Linked DNA regions of Homo sapiens: region 2 is linked to region 1. Evidence: chromatin loops called from intact Hi-C (ENCODE). Cell type or tissue: CD4-positive, alpha-beta T cell. All regions are shown on one strand. Links, peaks and the distances in the headings refer to the core of each region. The heading gives the core; the rest is flanking DNA.

Region 1 (8,348 bases), core at 243-8,242:
CTGCCTTTTTGTTCCCTTTTCACATTGCCCAAGAAGCATGATCTGGAATCCTGCCAGAAGCCACTTATGCTGTCAGTGTTTTTAAAGCTGTTCTTCCGTTTGACTAGCAATAATTTTCTTAAAAATCAGTAAGATGAGGTTGACTCCTTCAGTAGTTTCAGAAATGTGTTGCTGGATTGAAGTGGCTGAAATTATAGCTGGTATGGAAAATGATGAGCAATACATTGAAATACCCAAATACCTTGTTTTCTAACTATAACAGTCATTTCATTTTCTTCTAACTTGGTAGGCTTACTATTTTTAGATTCATGACAAAAAAGCCAGAAGACATTTGACCATCACTAATGGACTGTAGACATTGATAGGGTAATTTAGGTAGTCTGGATGACTTCAGTGAAAACCTTTGGATCTTAGGTTAAAACAAATCTTTGAAAGTTGATTCCTCTCTGGTCAGAGCCACCTGATGCAAAGAAATAGCTACCTGTATCTCTTCAGTGGCTTACTAATAGTTTGATCTAAATATGTCACTTGACCTTTTTATGTTTCCATTTTTTCACCTCCAATATGGAGAGAGTACTTCCCTAGAGGGCCCAACCACCCACAAGAGCACTTTGAAAAGTGTGAAGATATTGCCGGCTCTCATCTCTGTTGCTCCCAGTGAGCTGAAACCAGATCCTTCCCTGATGTAATTCTCTGTTTGACCATCCTTGAACTATGTCCCATGAAAGCTGTTAAACTCTGTGTTGTACCTAGGTTATGCAGTGGTTTATGGAAATTGGATCAATGTCCATGACTTTTAAATCTATTGAGAACTCAAGCAATAAGTGACTATTTTATCATGACAGCTGATTTATAACTACTTAGAAGAATCATATTTGTTCCCATTAGTCATGTCTGGATAGTTTCTGCAATATTTTTAAAGCAGTATTCTTTTAGAAGGCTAATAGATATTTTATGTAAGTATAATTTTAATTGATGCACTATATATTCTAATCCATTAGATGTATTTCTGATTTTCTTAAAAGGGAGGTTCAGAGTCCAGTGACATTTGAAGAAAATCTTATTTTGCAGCTTAGTTTTCACAGTCTTGCTCATAAGATTTCTTCCTTATGTCAAATCCAATCATTTTATATGCAGATGTATGTCATTTATTCTTTTAAAATACATAACCTTTTCTTTAGCAACATAGTGTGATATTAAGAGAAAAGAAAGAATGCAAGGAAAACCATGGAATACTAACTAAAAGTTTGGTATGTTAGCATCATCTAGAAACTGTTAGGGAAATGACTTCTTAAATAATGAGGCCCATCTTGAAATTCAACATAGTTTATTTTTTTAGAGAATCTCCTTTTGATGGTGTATTTAATAACCTGTTATGCAGACAGTCATACCATCTTCATTAGAAATAAACTACATAGCTTTTTCTTTGCATAAACATTTCCTCAGAGCTGTTTGCTGTTATCTTTGTTTAGAAAGAAGATGATTATTAAGTATATTCAGCAGTAATGAGATTTCCCTATGCTGATTGCAAGATCTAATTTGTATAATATGTAGACTGAAGAGTGGAAGAGAGAGAATGTGGGAGAGTCCAAGGGAAAAGTTTCATGCCAAACAATATACAGTATTTGCTGTTTATCACTGACCCTGTGCTCAGTATGAGTGTGCTTAATCTCATAAAATATGACAGACTTACCAAGTTAATGGTTATTAGACTTGTCAATGTAAGTCTACTTTACCAAGCTTTGGCTAACGTTGAAAAAATCTCATTTAAATTGTTTAATTTGTGTAGGAAGGTTGATTAACAATTGTTATACTATTATTCTTTCGTTTAAATTTATTTCTTCCATTTGTTTTTGAACTTCTTAAACTTTTAACCATATGAACCTTGAAACTATACACTTCAAGAAAATTTATCTTAAAATGAGTTTTAAGGTAAAATATATGACTTATTTTTAACCCATGAATTTAAATTTCCTTATTAAATGTTTCATTTGCTTTTGCCTTTCATTTTTCAGGAATCATTTCTCCTAGTCTGTCTTTCTAAGTTGTCAAGCTTTTGTGATTATAAACAATAATACCGCTTTAGTCTGTGAATTTAGATTTCGTCCTATTCTGAGTCTTCTGCCCCATGAAATGTAAAGTTGAGATTTCTTTGTTCTTCATTTAGATATATCAAGATATGTGCCTGAATATTGTGTAACACATAGAGAAACAGTATTAGACTTCCCTGTACATAGTAGATACTCAATAATCTCTACCATTTATCAGTCGAAAATGAAACTTGCATAGTAGTCATTTTTGCAAGCTCTTCACTGTGTCTGTAGACCAAGAGCATTTCTACCCTGTGTACCTCCAGAATCCCCTCCGAGAAGAAACCAGGAAGTTCCCACTAAATGACTTTAGCCGTCCCAGTGACAGAAAATGGTCTGCAGTTTCATTCACATAAAATTAGTGTTTCTTTTTCTCTCTGCCTCCTTCCCGCAACCACATCATTATTGAGTCATTCTAGTCATTTTAGATTGTGCTATTTTATCTGTGAAATTCAGTGAACTAAATATTTTTAGATATTCAAAGAACAAATAATTGTGATGTATTTTGTAAAATATATAACATCACTAATATTATTACAATACATAAGCAACACAACATCAGCCTTCGTTTCTCTTGTATCTGTCTAGACCCTCAAGAGAATTCAGCAAATGAGAACTCAGCCCTTACCAGTGATATACAATATTGTTTGTTCTCTACCATACTGAGTTGTTTGTTTATACCATGTATCAAATCCATTTGAGAAACTGCAGTGGGCGTTGAAGTGGCTCTTTATAAGCAATAGATCAATAAACAGAGTGGTTAATCTGTGGTGAGTTAGCAGTTAGAGACTGCTAATGAAGTTACACTCATTCTAAGATGTCTTTCAGTGGGAGAGAATGTGACAAGGACAGAAAACTTAAACTGGATTATCCAGAGAGATAAAAGCAAGTTATGTTGAAAAAGTGTATCTGGTTTTATTTACGTCTTTTGTAAGGCCCCAGGTAGCTCAAGAGGCATCTCTGACTTACACAGAAAAAAAGAGGAAATAAAAAACCAGCATTATCTACCCCCACATTACACTACAACTGTATACAACTACTTAATCCTTTCTTCCCCTGCAAAAGAAACTAACAGCATGCCAAAAGAAATCTTGACGGGTTTAAGAGCAGTGTGGGGATAATTTCAATAATTTAAAAAGATGTTGCTTTCTGTAATAAAAATTGATTCCATTTCTTTTATTTACTTGAATGAGTGCTTGTTGTAAACACCTTAAATTGAAATGCATCTAATTTATGTTTTTCTGAACTACTTGATTCAGTGTTTTCAAGTACATTGGTGTTGGAATTTCCGAGCTATTTATATGTAAATGGAAAGTCGCCCATAATTGGCACAGGGAGAGGCTGCTAGAAGCCCAATAATCTAATCTAAATTGCACATTTTCCCCTCTCTGTTATACACTCATAATGGCATTTGAGGGCAAATAGTTTGATCTTTATGTCAACATCACTCTCCTCTACAATAAGGGGAAGCAAAGGGATACTTTGTTTTAAGGATTAAATGGCGAAATTTTTCTGTGACACGCCATCTTAGATAGAGCTGCCAGGTTTTATAGGGAGCAAAAAGATATCATTAACTTCTAACTACTTGGATTAGGAATTGAAATTATTTGCTTCAGGTAGTAGAATGAAAGTAAAATTACACAATGTAGTAGAATGAAGGTAAAATTATACAATGTAGTAGAATGAAGGTAAAATTACACAATGGTTGTGACTGTTATAGACTTAGTTTTACCAAATTCTATTTTATTTTTAAAAATGTGTCCTACTTGAGAGTTTGATAACAATGACACTAAAACAATTCTTCTGTTTTCACATTTTTCCTAATTTGTGTGTGTGTGTGTGTGTGTGTGTTTAATATTAGCAAAAGGATCTATCAGATAGAGAAGAACATTTAATGATGTTAAACACCCGGGGAACTTGTTATATGCCTATTATAAATCATGGACTGCTCAAACTTCAAGTAATCTGAGAAAAAGCCACCTGAATTCCAAACTCCATTCCTGAGGAAACAATGTTAAAACAGATTTAAAACAATGTTAAAACAGAATTAGTTAAAATGAGATTCGTTATTCATACCATTCATTCCATGTATCTAGCCATCTATCCATTCATATATTTCTTCAATAAATATCATGCCCAACTAGGCTTAAGCACTGGGCTGGATGCAGGGAGTACAGTAATAAGCAGGAAACTCATATCACCCTCCCAGAGAGGACTGTCTTGTAATTAGAGGTGTAAGCCAGGTTACATGGTGGAATGAAAACTACATTAAAATTTTACCTATTTTTTATTTTCAGGGGCTTCATTGCTCTGCCTTTTCTAGATGTTTAAGAATTAACCATTTAGGCGCAACCTGTTTTATTTAGATGGAAATATTTCTAATATATGACCTCTAAACAGAAATATTGGATGTAATCTTTATGCTTTCAGGATCATAGTTTTGGATATTACAATAGCTTGTTTAATTCTGATAATTCTTATTGGTAAAAATGACTTTTATTGGTGTAAAACTCTAGGATTTACCAAGATTAAACTTTTTCTCATTTAATCTTCACAACAACTCTAGGAAGTAGATGACATGGCTAACCACATCTTATGGATAATGAAACTGAATCTCAGAGAGATTAAGTGGTGAGCCACTTTACTTGTTTACATCACCTGCCTGGTGCGTATAGGCCCCTGAGTTTCTGGTTTGTTCAAAGTTCAAAGTGCTGTGTTGGAAGCTAAGAAGTGGTATAACTGACATATTTCAGATGATATGGGGGATGAGTATGGTGGGAGGAGGGAGTAGGTGAAGGAAGGAATGAAAGAGATAGATGAACCATTTCCATTCCTATTTGGAGAATCTGATAATTTGGTAATGGTTATTTGTAGGTAACCAAAATTTCAGAAGTTTTTCTCTAAAATATGCTGATTTCAATACTCCCTTAATTAAGCCTCTTGTTTTCTTTTTGACAAAAAATAATCATAAACCCTGAAAATGTCTGATATGATTAAGGAAAATTTGAAAGACAAGTAAAAATATGCAAGTTAAAGTCAGGGGTATCTTCTCTCTGCTATTTTTCTTTCTGCACAGGTAAATGGTGCTAAAGTTGTTTATGGATTATATGTTCTAGTTATTTGGTTGGTATTAAAGAGTAAAGGGGCTTCTAGATGTGTGATAGTTATTGAAAGGATAAAAGCCAGGGAGGAGTAACAGGGTCAGGATTTACCCTTCTACAAAAGCAACAACAACAATAAAAAAGGGCAAAATATATGAAACAAGACTCTGGGCATCAGGCACTTTATCAATATGTTCCCTGGGAGATGGGAAACAAGGTGAGCCTTACCATTGTCCCAGCTTACTTTCAAGATGCAGCATAGAAAGGAGGAACCAGACAGAGCACAGAAGACTACCTGGGTTGAGGTGATGGAGCTGAGAATCTGGGAAGACCAAGGCATTTGGAGTTCCTAGGATAAAGTAGGAGAGAGAATAGAGAAAAGGGCTGCCCAGAGAGCCTCCTCTAGAGATCTGCCCCCTCAAGTAGTCAGCTGAGTCCTGATCAGCTGATGTGCCTGAGGAAACTACTCGACTCTGGAAGGAAAGAACAGGTGTTTACATAAGTCAAAACTTATCCAGTTGTACACTTTAAATATATGCTATTTATTTCATATTATAGCTTAATAAAGCTATATTTTTGAAGGGTAAAAGATGCATTGCTAAAATTTTGCCCCAAGAATTTTACCTATCTTTGCTTCAACCTGCATTCTCTATTTCAGTTTCTTCATATGATAAATTCTTGACTCAATTGAATGGTAGAATTCACACGGCCAATATTTCAGATCTATTCATTTGTGGGTTTAATATGGTCATCTACAAATTACTGATAATAGTTTGCTTTTTCTTACTTGTGTCATGAGATTACAGTTGAATATATACTGGACTATTCACCTATTTCTCTAAATTAGTGATTCTTAACCTTTCTGAAGTTATTTCACCTCTTGAAAATTTGATGAGAGTCATGGACTCCTCATCCATAGCAATGCATATGTGATTCTAAATGGTTTCATAACTCTCTAAAGCCCATACATTAACCACTACATCCCCGTCATTCATGAAGTTTAAGAATCCATAATTTGAATAAACTTACAATTTTTGTTTTGTTTTGTTTTGTTTTAAGATGGAGTTTTGCTCTGGTTACCCAGGCTGGAGTGCAATGGCATGATCTCGGCTCACTGCAACCTCTGCCTCCCAGGTTCAAGTGATTCTCTTGCTTCAGCCTCCTCAGCTAGGATTACAGTTGCCTGCTACCACACCTGGCTAATTTTTTTTTTTTTTTTTGTATTTTTAGTAGACAGGGTTTCACGATTTGGCCAGGCTGGTCTTGAACTCCTGATCTCAGGTGATCCACCCACCTTGGCCTCCCAAAGTGCTGGGACTGCAGGCATGAGCCACCGCTCCCAGCCCATAAACTTATAAATTTATATTTGTTTGAAAGGAGCATTTTGAGCCACGCTAGTCTAGATGATTTGTTTATGTGTTTACCAAGATCATGAACAATTGAATATCTAAGTATTATTTAACAAGGAAATGATGGCATTTTGTGAGTGCATGTGTGTTTAGCTGATACAGAAAATGTGTGAAATAGAAAGCTTACTTTCAATAATCCCTTACATTACTGCAGATGTTAAGCAAGTACCAGAACTTGCCTTCAGGACACTGTTAAGAGAAATGCGAAATCTCATTAGGCCCTGCTTCGCACATCACATCCTCATGTCCACAGCAGCAAATTCGCGGGGTCTTCTGTGACCATGGAATGCTGTCAACAGTTTTACTGCTACATTATGTATGACTTCTTTTCTACTGAGGGCATGAGCAGTTGGTAGAGAGCTGCAAAGGTGAATTTGTATTGTGTCCGGTTCATGGCTCAGAAATGAGTTGCATCTGCTCTGTGTATTTGCTGTCTTTCTCATTCAATTTCACAACATTTTCCCATAAAAAAAAGAAAGGTTAGCATTAATAATGAATGAAACTTATTTCTGATCAGAGTTCTAGGATTTTTTTAAGGCCATGTAACGTCTGTTATGCAGTGGGTTGGTGAAAGGATCAGCAGATTGGTGACGGAGCAATTGGATGTTATGACATGAATTAGTGACCTCTCTGCTTCTGTTTTTAGTCCTGAAGCTATAGGATATAGATCATCCTTGAGAAGAGCCAAAATTTTTTGTGAGGGTAGATCAGTGTTTCTCATTTTTGTTTTTATTCCAACATTTGCAAAGGGGTATTACACATGTCCATCATAACCACAGCTACTCACTAAGATTCTTGAGGGAGCAGTGTATCTCGGAACATCTGAGGAGGAGTAGAGTTTCAAAAGTCTTCTCCTTTCCTAACACTTCTTGGGGTCTTGTTTATTTTCTTGCCCCCAGGCTGAAAAAACACTTGTAAAGATTGACTTGCAGCACTGAGTCTGTAGGAAAATCATGGCAACTTAAAGCAAACATTAAGCTGGGGTTTTGTTTCCTTTGTTAGATTGATGGGGGCACTTCGTTCTAAGGATGTCACTGATTCTGAAATTATGATGCCAGAGCTACATTTCTGCTATGCCCAGCCTGCATTCACTCATACCACCCTAGTCTTAGGAATTTTTATAGCTAAGCCCATGACTCCCCCATACTTAGGCAGGAAATATGAGATTTAGAAAATGGCTCTGGCTTCAGACTAGGATTTGTTGGCAGAACAGGGCCAGATTTGGTTCACTTGGAAGAAGGGTGGCATAATGCTCAGCATAGGTGATTCTACTTAGGAAATGTTGATTGATTAGGGTGAGTGATATGGTTTGGCTGTGTCTCCACACAAATCTCATGTTAAATTGTAGCACCCATAATTCCCACATGTCATGGGAGGGACCCAGTGGGAGGTAATTGAATCATGGGGGCGGGTCTTTCCCTTGCTGTCTCAGGAGATCGGATGCTTTGTTTGTTTGTTTGTTTGTTTGTTTTGATATGGAGTCTCACTCTGTCACCCAGGCTGGAGTGCAGTGGTGAGATCTTGGCTCACTGCAACCTCTGCCTTCTGGATTCAAGCAATTCTCCTGCCTCAGCCTCCTGAGTAGCTGGGATTACAGGTGCCTGCCACCACCCCCAGCTAATTTTTGTATTTTTAGTAGAGATGGTGTTTCACCATGTTGGCCCGGCTGGCCTCGAACTCCTGACCTCAGGTGATCCTCCCACCTTGGCCTCCAAAAGTGCTGGGATTACTGGCGTCAGCCACCGTGC
Region 2 (8,348 bases), core at 294-8,293, 47 kb after region 1:
TGGTTGATATATACTGTTGATATCTTTTCAAATATACATTAGTGGTCACGAAGTATACTTGTACAGTCACAGTGGAGTCTTTTTAGATAGTTCATGAACCCCGTTGTGTTAGCTCCTTCATAATGCCTACCAATTTGCTTCATTTTTGACCTAGTATGACCACCTCCAGGGATCAGAGAGTTGTTAGGTCTTCATGCCTATTCAATACCAGGATTTTCTACAGAGACTGCCAACAAAGGTGCAAATTTTGATGTTCTCTATGTCTTTTTCCCCTTAATATGAGCACTTATGCAATATGGACTCAGCTAAAACTACTTGACTTTGAGTAACTAGTGATATAGCTAAGGTCAAACTGTTGCCTTAAATAGAGAGTTCTGAATCAATGGAAGCCTCTTCCTGGAGGTGTGTACTTGGATATGTGACCTGATTCAGTTTTATATCTTTGGCTGAATGACGCAGCAGGGTCTAGCTTTTGGAGGACAGCAGCTCAAAGGTATCTATGTTGTTTTTGAAAACATGAGAATTATACAGGGAAAATCACTGTGTTACCTCAGGTTTTCTAATAGAACCTGAAATCAGATGCATATATTAATAAATTTGCACAGTTAATACCTAACCAATTCTCATTGGAACATTTAAAAAGTCTTTGAAAAAGATCTTGCAATGTATGCTTCACCTTAAATGTCCTAATAAAATGCCCTACTATCAGTTTTGTATTTAATCCCTTTATATTTAGTTTCTTATTCCTCTTTCCAAGAAATGGCAGAATGAAGGATAAGAGAAGGTACTTATAATTCCAGGTGTTTGAAGACACTTGTCTTGACTCTTCGAAATGAGAAAGTGGCAAGTGTTGTTTTTTTGTGTTGGGCATGTCTCTGTGGAGCAAAAATAAGGAAGGCAGCAGAAGTGGAAGAGGACCAGATTTAGAGAAAGAGGTTCCATTCCCATTGCAAGAGCTTGAATAACTTAGAAAAGGTTTCTGCTTAAGTGGGCTGAAAAGGTAGATATATTTCCTCAGTCCTGGAAATGTAATTGAATCAGCACTCTAATGAATACATTTTTGAGATATTTCAAAATCTTAAAAAGGAGTCACTTCAACTCTCAAACACTACTTATCACTTCAATCTTTTTTTTTTTCAAATAAAAAGTACTAGGTTTTTTTTTTCTTTAAGTGAAAAGTTAGTGCTAACCACTCAACACAGAAATTTTATTTTAAACATTTTTTCATGCTCCAGGAGTATAGTTATAATTGTTAATTTCAGCAGGCCCATTCTTACTATAAAGTTTTAGCACGGTTTCCTATGAGCTGTATAAGGCATGACCAGATTTGTGTTATTTGCCCAGTATAAACCTAACTGTAGGCAAGAATTGTTAATTACACAAATAATATTAACAGTGTGACTATTGCCACACCCAATAATTTTCTTTTTTTCTTTTTTTATTTTCAGATAATTGTCTTTTATATTTAAAGAAAAAAAGAAAAAGCAGTTGATTACATTTATACACAACTTTCTTCTTTGTCTAAAAATTTCACCTTGTCAAACACACAGTATGGAAAGTTATAGATATGGCAATAAGGCTTGTATAATTTTCTATTTTTTAAGAATTTGCAAACTCAATAATTGCAAGAAAACAGTAGCCTAAACTCTCAAAGCAGATTTAATAATAGTGTACTTTACTGAGGTCTCTTTTTGGAAGATTTTATTGCTTAAAAACAATGTAGTTCAGGACAACTACTAGAATACTAAAAACTTGATTATTTACAATTAAGTAACACTGGTTCAAATATTTTATTTCTTTTCATTTTGGATTATTTTCATCATGTTTAATAGCAACATCAGTGAAGCTGCCATGGCATAATACACAATTTATTTTGGAATAGCATAGAAGCTCATCTGTATAACAAGAGTTAATATGGTGTTTCAAACTCTACAAAGTTTACAATTTTATTATGCCAAAAATTAACATCAAAACTTTGTCAAATTTAGGGAAATTTATATTGGTGGAATGAAAGTTTTAAAAAATGGTTGATTTCTCTGCTTAATTCCATACAGTGTATACTAAATATAAATAATTTCATGTATCTAGTCATGTAAAAACTCACTGAATCCACATCATGTACAAGACAGTTTCATGTCTTTCCTCAACTGGCTCACATTTCTAGAAAGGTGATAAGATGAAGCACAAATAGGCCGGGCGGAGTGGCTCACGCTTGTAATCCCAGCACTCTGGGAGGCCGAGGCGGGCGGATCACGAGGTCAGGAGATCGAGACCACGGTGAAACCCCGTCTCTACTAAAAATACAAAAAATTAGCCAGGCGTGGTGGTGGGCGCCTGTAGTCCCAGCTACTCGGAGAGGCTGAGGCAGGAGAATGGCGTGAACCCGGGAGGCGGAGCTTGCAGTGAGCCAAGATTGCTCCACTGCACTCCAGCCTGGGCGACAGAGCGAGACTCCTAAAAAAAAAAAAAAAAAAAAAAGAAGCAGCACAAATACAGTCATATAAGCCAGTTAATGGGATTAGAGTTCAAAGCAGGGAGTGGTCACTTTTAGATCAGCAAAGGACGGTTTCATGAAGACAGTGCTAGAGGTATAGAACCATAAATTTCCGAAATGAAAGGGCTTTTTATTGTACAGATGAGACCAAGGCCAGAAAGTATAAAAACTTGTCTGAAGTCATGTTATAAAAATATGATAGCACTTGATTAGTTAGAATCCAGGTTCCATGACTTTTTGTCTAATGGATCTTTTAAAATAGTGGCTTTACTGAAGTGTAATTCACATACCATAAATTTACATTTTTAAAGTGTAAAATTAAACATTTTTTAGTATATTTATAAAGCTGTGTGACTATTAACATTATCTAACTTGAGAACTCCAAAAAGAAACTCTGTACCCTTAAGCACACTTTCCATCCTTTCCACCTTGAGGTGTCTGTTAGGGCATTTGTCCCATTTTTCAAGTGGTTGGTTTGTTTTCTTACTATTGAGGTTTTTTTGGTTTTGTTTTTGTTTTGTTTTTTAAGTTTAAACCCTGCCTTTCTGTCTCCCTTTCTTTCATTATACTTTAAGTTCTAGGGTACATGTGCACAACGTGCAGGTTGGTTACATATGTATACATGTGCCATGTTGGTCACACCCAATAATACTGATAGAATTCTTTAGATAATTGTGATAAGCTGTCACTTCTGATTTGCATTGGTCCTACCTGGAAGTTCTCATTCTATTGGGAGTTAAGAATAGGAAAAACTAGTAATGATAGACTATTAATTTAAAAAAATGACAAAACATCATCTGTAATTCTATTGTTTAAAAATGTGTAGAGTTAGAAAACAATGAGAAAAGATAAATACTAAAATGCTACTAACCATTATAAATGAATCAAGGGGGATTTGAGAAAAAATTTAGACATAAATAGTAAGAAAATAAAAGTACTAGGAATGTCTTCAGACAAATTTGTAGCGATAGCCAGACAACATAGTACACTCTTCCCCAGAGAAAATTAGCATATACTGTATAAATTCATGTGGATATTCATGTTGTACATATACTCCAGAAAAGTTATATGTAAAATATATGAAGTTCAAGAAGAACACTTTACTGGAACATGGTTGGTCCAAATCATGATCATCTCTAACTGTAATACCAAGTGTCAACCTTAAAATGCTAATGATTGACCTCAAACTCCTTAATTTTCTATATAGTCCATCCCATAAATAATATAAATTTCTAATAAGAATTACTAAAAAGTATATTTATATGTTTCTAATGTTTTAAAAGTCACACAAAACAAAATGATTTGAATTGAGCAGGATTGTAGCTTTTTCCATTTTTATTAAACAGGGCTTCGTGTTTTTGGTATACAACTTTGAAAGGTTTATGAAAGAATTTTAGAGATCAAAGGGTTAGAAAATTAACTGGAGGTTCTATAGGGATTTTGTGTTAATCATCAATGTATTCAAACTGGGGTTAAATACTTTTTTCTTTCTCAGATAAAAATTCAGAATGTTTAGTGTAGATGATAAACTTATTTTAAACAGGATTTTTTTAAGCAATTAATAGTTTGATCTTTTTATCTCATTTTAGAATTTATTGTGGACACACAGCCTTTATAAAATGAAAATAATTTTAGAATGTCACCATCAATTTTTCTTTACTGTTACTTACCTGTTTCTTTGTATTGATTTTTTTTTAAGTGAAACCACATTGCAAATAGTAATGGGCACCACAAGGAATTACAATGTATTTTTGTGATTAATAGATGGATAGATTCCCAATCATAGTCCTGGTCTCAGTTCCAACAATCCAATTTGTGCCTTTTTGGGAAATATTCATTTGTTTATGGCATACCTTTCTTATTGTAAAATATAGGCAAAATTGTTTCACTCTTTTAAAATATTAACATAATTAAGTCAGAGTATTTTAAAGTACTTGGAATAAAAGCCTACAAATATACTAACAAGTGGCACAGTCCATCATCCTAAAAAGAAAACATTGAAACAGTGAATATGAGACTAAGTAGTGGACTAATATTGTTATTTTTCAACTTTCTAGTGGCTTATTCTGAATACCTGTTATGCCTCAGACTTTTTAAATTGTGCTTTCTTTCAAGGATGTTCTATGAATTATTTGCTGAATTTCTTGGGCATTTTAAATAAAATATTATTGCTTTCATTTTGTTACCTAGTTTTTCGTGAGGAACAATTAATTAAAATACACAACAGATGAAACAATTAGATTTCCTTTACTTTCCACACAAAATTGGTTTACGGAACTTCGGCATTTTACTGGAGCAATTAAATTTCCCAGTATGAATACATTTAGCTACGAATTTAACAGCTCATAAACTAATGCAAAAAATTGTCAAATTACTGGGCCTAAAAGTGGCTTAATCTATCTGTACTATCTTTAATTATTTCAAAGGTCTTATGAAGAAGGTTCTAAGGAAGAAGAAAGGTAGCAGGAAAAAGAAAGGAAAGAAGGGAAAGAGGAAAAGAGAGAGAGAGAGAAAGGAAGAAAAGGAGGGAGGGAGGGAAGGAAAGAGAGAAGTCATTTGGCATTTATTTGAAAGTAGAGTCAAGCTTGCTATTTGGTGGCAGAATTGCTAACTGGGTGTAATAAACCACAACACAGACTTCACAGAAATGTTATGTAGTCATCTTAGAAGCGAGAAGTTCATTTTGTGGTTTTAGTTTGAGATTATAGCTGCTTTCCTACTTAAAGTAGGAATTAGACCCATGGAACTCTCCATTATAATTTATTATCTCATTCTGAGACTCATTCTATCTAAAGCAGATGCTCGGCCGCTTATGTTTAGTAGTTCATGGGGCCTCTACAGTAATATTTGGGGATCAGCAGTAACATTTGCTGTCATCCTTTTATACTCATGAAAAAATAGATGTTAAGATAGCTAAATGACTTGCTCAAGGTGATATAGCTAGTATTTGGGCCTGAACCCTAAAAAGCATGCATGCCATTGATTGTAATAAGATGTGTTTTGTAAGCTAGTACCATACAGAGTACCTGGCACCTGCTTGTCATTCAGCATATATTTGCTGAATGAATTAATGACCGTAAGAAATAAATTCTTCTGTACCCTAACACCACAGCCTTTCTGTTAAAATCACAGTTTGTCTGTCATTTTGCCTGATCCGAGGAGGTTTTTATATTCTTTAAAAAACTTTGGAAATGGGATGTCTTACTCTTTCTTATTAGAGTTATGATGCTTCATACTAGTTGTAGATTCAATTCCAGGTTTATATTAAATATGGAATTAGAATATTGAGTTTTTTCCCTGATAGGAAATTTTAGATTTTTGTACATGTTTTAAAATCAGTATTGTCATGGTCATTTTAGAAATATATTATGGCTTTTCTTTAAGGCTGGGTCTTTATTGAACATGTAGGGAGCCAGTATGTTCAATTTCATAGAATTTTCATGTGAGCATTTCCAACTGTGCCTATCAAAGGTGGACTAGACTTCCTGCATCAGAATCACCTAGGTGCTTGTTCAAATTCAGATTCTAGATTTCCAGGGCCTAACCTTCTAGACTTTAAATTAGTTTCAGGACCACTGATCTATAAACTAAGATCTGAGGACTATAGACACATTTATTTTCATGTTTGTATAAATATTCTTGAAAAGAAATGAGTTATAAAATTTTTTAAAATCTCAGTTGCCATTTTTATTAGATTATAAGAAACTCATACTGGAATGATAAATCAGTTTGGATATTCATAAAATAATGACTAGTGTAAATCATGAAAATGGTAACTGGGGAATGAAACTTTGATACATGCTACAACATGGGTGAGTCTTGAAGACGTTATGCTAAATGAAATAAGCCAGGCACAAAAGGACAAATATTGTATTATTTCACTTTTATGAAATACTAAATAGCAATATCTTCGTATATGTATTATGATCTAATCATCATCAAATACTTGTTTTTTTATAAGTGCAGGTAACTGACTTGGGACTGAATATAATGAGAAGGGTAACACTACCTTCATATCATCTTATGGTCTACTTATAGAATCAGAATTAATATATAGATAAGCAAATATGTAGCAAATGAGAATTTTTAAAATGTTACATATTATCAGGGCTGAAGAAATTCAAAAGATATGAGAAAATCTTTGATGAATTTCAGACTCTGTTTTGGTGTTGTGGTTAATTTTTCACATTTAGATAATCATTGCTATCAGTTCTACTGTGCCCATACGTTAAAAAAAATCCATTTTCACATTTATTTCAAAGCTGTTTGCTACTTCTAGTTTAATGTTCCAATATTTGAATATGAAATTATATTACTGAGTTTAATGTGACTAAAAGTAAGCAGGAAAAACTGATATACTGTTAGTTTACATACTTTTAATTAATACTGAAAACATTCATTTTTTATGTGTGGTAAGATTTCTAAACTGTTACTATGACACTATAACCCATTGCAGTGCTAGTGTGTCTCTTGACTCATATGAAGGGAATAGCTTAGCACCAAAGCCACCATTCAGAACAAAGAGACTGTCTTGGAAGGTGATATGACACTAGGTCATTATGTTACTTCAGCTGTCTCTAGCACTAAAACATCTAGAAGCTGTGGTCCTGAAAATTAACTTTCTGGATCAAGATAGTTTATTAGTTGGCAGTTAAGAAATTCTGCATGCATTCTCCAAAGCTAAGGTTAAGGTAATAAAGCAATTGAGCTTTTCAGCACTTAAAGAAAGGTGGAGGTGAAATGAAATAGCCATTCAAAACAGCAAATAATTAATTGAGTCTCTTTGTTAACAGGCAGGAGGTCAAGTACACATAGCCACAGCCATGATACAGTCTGCATTCTAAACAGCTGAGTCTTTGACTTGAAAGTGACTAGATTGGATTTTTGGGAACTATTTCAAATGAGATATTAATTTAGAAGGGTAGTTATACAGCTTGAAAGGTACTGTAAGAGATTCAAATGGTCATTTACCATACATTTTGTCTTCTTATTTCTATAGAGTTATAATTTTGACTTTCCTTTCTTTTCCTTTTATTTTTTAAACTCATGTTATATATCTGTTTTTAACTTATAACTAAGAATTCTACAGTAGGATAATGATCATGTGATTAGATCAGTGTAACTATGAATAGATAGGCTTGTATATATTAAAAGTTAACAAAAATGAAATAAGATGCTCCAGGAAACATTTGAATTAACTACATATTTATCATAGGACTCCTCTGAACATTGCATTTATATTTTTAAAGACTGGAATTATAAGGACTTAAGGAATTATAATTGTAAAAGATGAGATGTTTACAAAATTTTTCTCCTACGTATAACACAAAACAAGATAGCAGTAAATAATTGTGTTTAAAATAGAGGGCCAAAAGCAAACTTGCATATTTTCTAATTGACAAATAATATCTGAAAATAAGTGTCCAAAATACACAGAGGGTGGTGCTGAAGAAAATCTTTGGGAGGAAGAATAGGAAAAGACCTGGAACATTTCTTGGATGGGGATGTAAAGAATTAGAGGAAGACATCTGAGTGCCAGTGAACAGCCTGGAGGGATGGGCATTGTGCTGGAAAAAGCAAGGCAAACAGATGGCAGCGGTGAGAAAGAACTGATAAAGGGTGGGAGAGACATGGTATGCATCAGTAAGGCTTTGGGGCTCTATATTTTAAAACGAAACTGAATCAGAGGATTTTGTGAGAAGTATTTACTTGATTTCATATCTTTTTCAGAAAGGCATTTTATTTTAGGTAATACGGTTAGACTATTTAAAAGTTTTAAATAGAGTTTAACACTGTTATGTAAATCAAAATATCTATCCATGTGGTCATTCCAAAGCATGGTGCCATTGCCTAC

What was found. A loop is a pair of places that touch in the nucleus more often than their neighbours do. Peaks named below come from ENCODE experiments on the same cell type or tissue, not always from the same donor. Only the 100,000 strongest peaks of a DNase experiment are listed, where the experiment ranks them.
Region 2: it touches region 1 in a loop (2.7-fold over the local background); 4 of 110 quality-filtered maps call a loop at or near these places.

What each region holds. Positions count from the first base shown.
Region 1 is chr7:111,021,607-111,029,954 of GRCh38, reverse strand. All of the region lies in intron 3 of IMMP2L (inner mitochondrial membrane peptidase subunit 2), which reads left to right. Among named protein-coding and RNA genes, the nearest start is that of LRRN3, 65 kb to the left of the region's middle. In CD4-positive, alpha-beta T cell, for the core only: no CTCF peak of the experiment used is centred there; a DNase peak (open chromatin) is centred at 4,764.
Region 2 is chr7:110,974,358-110,982,705 of GRCh38, reverse strand. The region is part of intron 3 of IMMP2L (inner mitochondrial membrane peptidase subunit 2); the gene reads left to right. Among named protein-coding and RNA genes, the nearest start is that of LRRN3, 110 kb to the left of the region's middle. In CD4-positive, alpha-beta T cell, for the core only: no CTCF peak of the experiment used is centred there; a DNase peak (open chromatin) is centred at 5,115.